Regions from separate parts of the Mus musculus genome. Here regions 1 and 3 are each linked to region 2. Evidence: chromatin loops called from intact Hi-C (ENCODE). Cell type or tissue: left cerebral cortex. All regions are shown on one strand.

Evidence for each region. Hi-C counts contacts between places; a loop is a spot of excess contacts. Peaks named below come from ENCODE experiments on the same cell type or tissue, not always from the same donor. Only the 100,000 strongest peaks of a DNase experiment are listed, where the experiment ranks them.
Region 1: a loop joins it to region 2, with 5 times the contacts of the local background. A loop is called at or near these places in 5 of 42 quality-filtered maps.
Region 3: a loop joins it to region 2, with 2.0 times the contacts of the local background. A loop is called at or near these places in 6 of 42 quality-filtered maps.

Annotation. Positions count from the first base shown.
Region 1 is chr10:56,753,430-56,755,929 of GRCm38, reverse strand. No RefSeq gene overlaps it. Among named protein-coding and RNA genes, the nearest start is that of Gm36769, 180 kb to the left of the region's middle. In left cerebral cortex, no CTCF peak of the experiment used is centred here; a DNase peak (open chromatin) is centred at 1,314; H3K27ac peaks cover 175 bases.
Region 2 is chr10:56,839,748-56,842,247 of GRCm38, reverse strand. No RefSeq gene overlaps it. Among named protein-coding and RNA genes, the nearest start is that of Gm36769, 94 kb to the left of the region's middle. In left cerebral cortex, a CTCF peak has its summit at 1,313 (motif pointing right); DNase peaks (open chromatin) are centred at 1,310 and 2,475; H3K27ac peaks cover 332 bases.
Region 3 is chr10:57,125,763-57,128,262 of GRCm38, reverse strand. The region is part of intron 1 of Gm40652 (a long non-coding RNA gene); the gene reads right to left. Among named protein-coding and RNA genes, the nearest start is that of Gm40652, 9.8 kb to the right of the region's middle. In left cerebral cortex, no CTCF peak of the experiment used is centred here; a DNase peak (open chromatin) is centred at 939.

The DNA of each region.
Region 1 (2,500 bases), 86 kb after region 2:
AACTAGAATTTCAGAATCAATTTTCCGCCCCTCCATTTGTTTCTATCAGGTATTCACAACAATGCAAAAGTCATCACTTTCTTAGTGCTAATTTTCTGTCTGAATCTCAAGCTATTATTATTAATTTTTTCCCTTCCTGTTTTAACAATCACACTTTGGGGACTAAGTGTGCTGATTAGTTTTTGTCAATGACACAAACTAGACTCATCTAGGAAGAGGGACAGCAGTTGAGGACCATCACATTGGTCTGTACCTGGGTCTGGAGGATGTTTTCTTGATTAATGATTGACGTGAGGTGGCCCACCTGGGCAGGTGGTGCTGGGTTGTTTTAAAAAAATGGCTGAGCAAGCCACAGGAACACAAACCTGTACGCAGGGTTCCTCCAAGCTTCAGGCTACTTCAGCTCTTGTCTCCGAGTTCTTGCCTTGGGCTCCTCAGCAGACTCCCGCTGAAGACAGACTGGAATGTGGAAGTGTAAGCCAATGAACCCACCTTCCCAAAGTTGCTTTTCATCACTGTGGCAGAAACCATGCTAGGACATTTAATTATACAGTTTAAAATCTCAATATTATATGTGATTTAAAAAAGCACGGTGTAAAGCTTAAACATTGGAGATAATGCTAAGTGGCGAATTTAACCACTTTTGTCCTCATTTAATTTTTCTTAGGCATAAGAAATTGAAAAATCAAAGTAGTTATGCACTGATTCCCTTTAGATCCTAGACTTATGTTTGGAAATACTTTAGGATTGTTTTTGCAATGCTCCCGTTCTCGCCCCAGCCGCCTTGATTTCAGACCAGAACCCTCTGTCATTTTATTGTAGGAGCCACCCAGGAGCATCTCCCAATTGGTTTGGCGCTGATCCACAGTGTTGTCATAAGTCTGTCATCCAGTGATGGATATCCCATCCTGCACACATTCCACGTGGTGATCCAATGTGGAAGGTAAAACGTGCCCTATGACACGGTGACATTGTCTGCAGAGGATGTCAATTCTTTGTGAATATTCCCACGGAGAGCCCGACCTCTGTTCATCACAAACAGGAACTTTCTTTTCTTTTTCTTTTTTTTTTTTTTTTTAACCGGAAGGTAGAGTGAGAGAGGAAATAGTGTTGACTTCTGGGAGAAGTGGCATTGGAAGTACAGTTTGCTCTTGGAACAATTATGGGAAGCTCCACAGAGCATGTCCTTTTTACTCAGTATAATAGAAATCCCTTCCACTCCTCTGAGGAAACAGCAGTTCAAAGACAGGACACAGAGTCCTGAAACTCTGGCAACTTTTGAATAGTGTTTTTTCTCTTCCTCACTAGCAAACTGAAAGTCTCTGTGTAGGTAAATTAAGCCGCATGGGTCTCATTTCTATTTGACCATGCTAATTTCCTTTTGCATTAATTGGCTTGATCTACTCGATCCCACTTATTTATTCAACAAACGTACAGTAAACATTTTCTTAGTATTGAGCCAGTTAGTACAGATCCACAAACAAGTAAGAACTCTTAAGAAGTATATAGTCCACAAACACATGAATTGCAAACATAACCATTCTGATGAGCATCTAGGAAACATGCAACCAAATAGTGACAAGTGAGCAGTCTTTCGCCTGATAATCTCTTCCAGAGAAATCCCAACCTAAGCTTTTCTGGGCCCACAGACTGGGAGATTCAGCCTTTTTAAAATCATGTAATATATTATTTACAGTACAACATCCACCCTGCTGGAAACACACAATGTAATACTGTGCCACAGTTGGAATCAAAGGACTAGGAATAAATGCATGTTTAAAACACAATACCAAGTGATTTAAAATGAAACAATTATAGCACTATGAAATAGTAACCTAAGCACAAATTATAACAAACACATACCTACCCATGATGCTCATCTCCTACACAAAGAAAAGGAAAGTACATTAAAATAACAGTTTCTGTTGTAGAGGGATACGGGAATGGAGACAATGTATAAAGGAATTAGAAAAACAAGGAAATATTTAAGAAGGAACTTGGACTGTGTGACACAAACTAGACAATGTGCCTGACTCAGAAAATACTGAACTGAATAAGAATAAAAACTAGCTACAGTGCATAGCAGCTTGGAATAGCATTTCGTTGCACAGAGTGTTAGTAAACCTTACTGGATCCAGGCCAAGGTCCTGCAAGTGACATCTAGAATGACTGATGGATACCCAACCTCACGGTGTCTCTTAACACTCAGCAGTTCATCCTTGTCCTTGAATGGGAATTCAACTATCCTAGTAAATTAAGTTCTATTATTGGACCCTTTCTTCCCAGCAGCATTGATAACTTGTCTAATGCACACCAAATTAAATAGGGCAGGAGCTATTGAAGATTTAAAAACTGGTCCAGAAGTCACCCTTTCCTCTGGATCACAGTGTTGAAATGGACTGCAGATGCTACAAGTCTCTGCCCTTGACTGTCCTGCTCTGTGTCACTCAAGAGTGAGTGCCTGCTAGTCATCCCATTGTGATTTATCTCTAGAATTGCA
Region 2 (2,500 bases):
TGGATCAGGACACAGTCCAGTTGGTCTGGGAGTCACTTCAAGGCTGAAAGGGAGGGGCAGCTTTGTAGAAGACATCAGGGCAGTGCTGGGCCTGAGGGGCTGTGCTGCTTGGCAGCTCACAAAACTATGCCTTAAGTTGGTACAGAATGAGCAAAGAAAATGCCTGGTATTCAAGAATTGAATCTTAACTGGGAGTCAGGATTGCACTTTTGATTTTCAAGGGTAGTCCTTTACAAATCACACACACACACACACACACACACACAGAGAGAGAGAGAGAGAGAGAGAGAGAGAGAGAAATAGAGAGAATTGTGGTGTGTATGTATGTGTGTATTTATTGTGGGTTGAATGTGGCTGGACCCTTTTCTTTATCATCTGGTTTTAGCTTCTTATATCCTTAGAAGAGGGAAGAAAAATAATGTGAGTGAAAGAAAATATCATTTAGCCATTTAGCAAGCAACCTCAGCCCTCCACACACACAGCTCTTTAAAACGGTTGCGTCAGAGGAAAGCTAACCTTGGAAGCATGAAGGCTGTAGAAAACTCTGAGCCAAAAGAAGCAGCAATAGGTGTGGTACTGATTCCGTTCACTGTTACTCACCAATAACCTGGTTCAGACCCTTCATGCGTGTGTGAGCCTCTACTGTGAGGTATTCCCAGAGGGCTCAGCCCTAAGGGATCAATCATCTAGATTCACCACACTCGGCGGCTGCTGCCGCTCATTTGGCGTGAAATAGCTGGAGCTTTCAAATGTTGTTTGGTTGGGTCGGGTTTGAAATGACTTTGAAACATCCTTGTTGAAAATTATAACAGAAACTCCAAATCATGGGCTTGTCTCTCAGAAGAAGCCAGTATGGATGTAGAGAGATCCTGGGGTGGAAGTATTCAGAAAATTGACTATAACTGAAAGCAGAAGAAAGGGAGTGAATAAATAATGAAATATAAAGTGAGAAAGGAACAAATTTGAATCCTGCTGACGCAATTTCTTTTCAAAAGATCAAAGCAAGAGAGATAGTAAAAGAGATTTTAAGTGTCAGGAAGGCAGGAAGAATGGTTGCTTATATATGCTGTTAGTTCCCCCAGTTTCTGAATGTTCTGGAATGCCTGTCAATTTCTGCATATAGAGGATGCTCTGAGTGCTTCTTCATCTAACAAGACATCAGGGGGAGATCCCCGTAAATATTGCTCTTACGTTCCTTCCCATTGATAGTTTCCTTAGCACTGACAGTACCTGTGTGATTCCTTCTTCAGCTGCTTGTGAAACCTCTCAGAAAACAGTGATTGACAGGAAGGCCCTGTTTATGAAGATGCTGACCTCAAGGGGGCGCTCAAAGGGAGGAGTGCTGTAGAAGGGTCAAGTTAAGAACCTGACTGGGTTCATAGGAATGGGTTGAGCTTTTTCAATTAAGAAGTCGGTTTCAAAAATAAAAACAAGAACACATTGCTTCTGCACAGCAGAATCTTCCGTTCTTTTTAAAATCATGACTTTTGGAAAATGTCACTGAGCTAGTCTCCTACTACTTAGCAAAGTTGTCCTAAAATTTAAAAATGAAAATAAAACACAACCAAAACCAAACAAACAAAAATAAAAAACACCATAGAGTAGGAGGTATGCATTAAAAATAAGGACCGAAGGGCTACACACAGCCACTGACATTCTTAGATAAAGGTATGCTAGCATCTCTGATGTTGACAAGAATTCCAACAACCGAAATACACCAGTTTGCTCCTGCTCCGGCCACCAGCACTTCTTTCAGGTAATACCTGTCCCACCTCACAGGTTTTTGTTCTTTCTGAAGTCCCTTTGCAAATATTGTTTCAACTTGGAGAAATACATTTTGACCAGTTTTCTAAATCTTCCTGGTTGAGAATTACAAGCTCAGTAGTTACCAATTTTTCATCAGAATAATGGTAGCATTAGTGTCTCTGTCTCTCTCTGTTGCTGTCTCTCTGTCTCTCCCTCTCTCCCTGTCTCTCTCCTTCTCTCCCTCTGTCTCTCTGTCTCTGTCTCTGTCTGTCTGTCTGTCTGTCTGTCTGTCTGTCTGTCTGTCTCTGTCTCTTGCTTTGGCTCTCTCAGATTTGCTTTGCTCCAAGTAAGACAACTTAGAGCAGCCCAAGGCTGTGAGCATGTGCCAGACTGCCCTGGCTCTTGCTTGGGGGCTCAGTCATTTCATTTACTGACTCTAACTCCTCCAACTTAAGATAGGGGAATATCTTAGAGGGAACTCACCTAAGTCCTCCTGAATTATGGGCATGCTGTGTTATCCTTTAAAATCAACAGAGAAGACACTGATGAAACCTGAAAGTATGTCCCCAGGACTAAATGTTAGCCAACATTCCTTTTTCTTAAACTTGAAGAGAACAGGAATTGAACTGAAGTGAGAGCCTCTTTTACAAGCCCCTTGACCAGATCCAAGCAGGGGACCTGCCTTCCTGGTTGCAAATGAGCATTTCAAAGCAAGAGGGATTAAAGGACAGCCACAAGGTAGGCACACTGCCAT
Region 3 (2,500 bases), 290 kb before region 2:
TGCTCACTAGTGTCAAGGTATTCAAGATATGTGTGACTGAATTTTGCAAAGAAGTCACAAAAACAAAAACAAAACAATAATAATAATAATAATAATAATAACAAAATTCTCTGAGTACAAAGAGACAATGGTGGAAAAGTTTTAATCTTTAAAAAATCTATTTATTTTAGCTGTGTGGACATGTGTGTGCCTTCTTGTGTGTGTACTCCTCTTTGTGTATATATGTGCATATGAGTTCCTGTTCCCTGGGCGGTGTATGAGACCCTAGAGCTGAAGTCACAGGAGGTTGTGAGTTACCTGATATGGCTTCTGGGAACTGAACTCTGGTCCTTTGTAAGCACAGTATAAGGTCTTAATTAATGAGTTATCCCTCTAGCCCTGAAAAGTACAATTTCTGAAGTGGTAAGCATTTATGAAGACAGAATTACAAGTTTCTCTTTTATTTCCCCAAAGTAGTTCAGTTAAAGCAGGTCACCAAAAATATTTCCAGAAGGGGACAAACACTGTCTTGGAAACAGAAAGTTTTGAGTCTCTCACAGATTAGAGCAGCAAAAAGGCTTTGTGTTCACACTAACATTTTAATATCAGCTCTGATGTAGTGAATTTACCAGAAAAATCATTCAACTAGAATTGTGAGATTAGGCCTTCAGGTGTTGTGTGTGTTGTGTGTGTGTGTGTGTGTGTGTAAATTATGTATGTGTGTTTTCTCTTGTTCTTATTGCTTCTTAGTATTCCAGGATGCTTTTCCAAATAATAGTTGTTTACAAAAATTTGCATATTCTTTTTCTGTGTCTTGTAAATTAGCATCCCTTACTGGAGATATTCTAGCTTTCCAAGATCCTCTGTGGTATTCATGAGGGTGACTCTAGCTTAGTACGCTGAGTACATTTTTTGCCAATACAAATTTGTTGCTAAGCAGATGTGGTGCATTTAATTATGTAATACTACTGATCCGTTTCCCTAGGAAACACCCCAAATTTCACAACATTCAGGAGCCTCAAATCCAGCAAGTGCATGCTTTGTGCCTCTTCCTTGGTCCTGGGCAACGAGAGTGTCCATGAGTAGTAGAGGATTTATTGCTCCTGTTATTATATCATTGAATGGAAATAACATTCTCATGAAGTGCATAGTGGTGTAAACCAGTCTTTATTTTAAAGGAAGTAGGTTTTGGCTTCCCTTAGCTTTATGGTGTGAAGGAAGCTCACATTTCAGAGATCACAATGATTAGAATGGGCATCTCATATGCGGTGCTTAAACTGCCACTATTTATTGACTATGCCATAAATTCAGGTCCTTCAAATTTTGACAAGCTTAGTAGAAGTTGCATCTCAGACTGGACAGGGAGGCTTTCACCCTTGCCTAGAAGTGCCATCTTTAAGTGGAGTTACTTCACTGTTGGGAAGACACAGGTCAGTCCCCAACTGAACCCAGGCTTTTTACAAACTACTAGTGATGGAGTTACATCTTTATAGTATTTAATATTGATTCTTCCTATGGCAAAAGCTTCCTATACAACCACCTGGAAAGGCAGGTTATTTTGTCATCACTCTTGATTACAACTTACTATTTTTTTGATTTCCACCATTTCTTTTTGTTAGAAGGATTTGCATGACTTTTTTGGAGACTTCCAGAAAGTCACCCAGGATTCTTTGATTTTTAACTATTTACTTTGTGCTTTTGTGTTATTTGAACCACATTTATAACATTTTTGTTAAGTTATTTTAATATTTTGAACTTTTATCTACTGGAATACATTTAATGGATGTTATCTTCATCAATGACAAAAATTAAGTTTGCACATTTATGAACTCATATTTGTACAAATTCTTACCCATGGTCACTGCCTTCTTGCATTCATCAGTTTGAACAGTCATTTGGCTGATGACTGTGTGTGTGCGTGTATGTGTGTCTGCAATTGGTATGTGTTTTAAAAAGTGGGATGGATAAGAGGTTGACTTGATAATACCAGCTACTATTTCATCAGTTCCAATGCTAGAAAATGTTGAACAGGTTTGATTTTTCAAAAGCAGCAGATCCTGGATATCTTCAGGATCAAAGAGACAAGCTATACAGAACCATTTGTTCTTTAAGAGACAGCTTGAGTCAATTTAAACTCATTCGTGTTCTTGACATTGTAAAAGAAAATATGTAGGATGTTCCTCAACTTCAAAGCTAAAGCTAACACTCTGAGCAGAATACAAGATGCAACTCTTCTCCTGCTTGGCATATTCTAAGACCTGTTCTGGGTGCTGGGATAGAGAAATGTATACAAGTAAATCCCTCTATAATACAAGGCTATTTATTTTGGATTGACTGTTGGAAACAAGTACTTACTGATTTGTGTGCAAGACATACTAACTGAATGATGTGTCAGCCTTCTTGTTCATCCTGGTATTCTTCATATGCTTGGGCTTGACAAGCAAATGACTGACCTTTGATTTGCTAAATTATTCTGTATTGGAGTAGGACTTGTTTTTGTTTCAAAGATCCCATCTCAAAT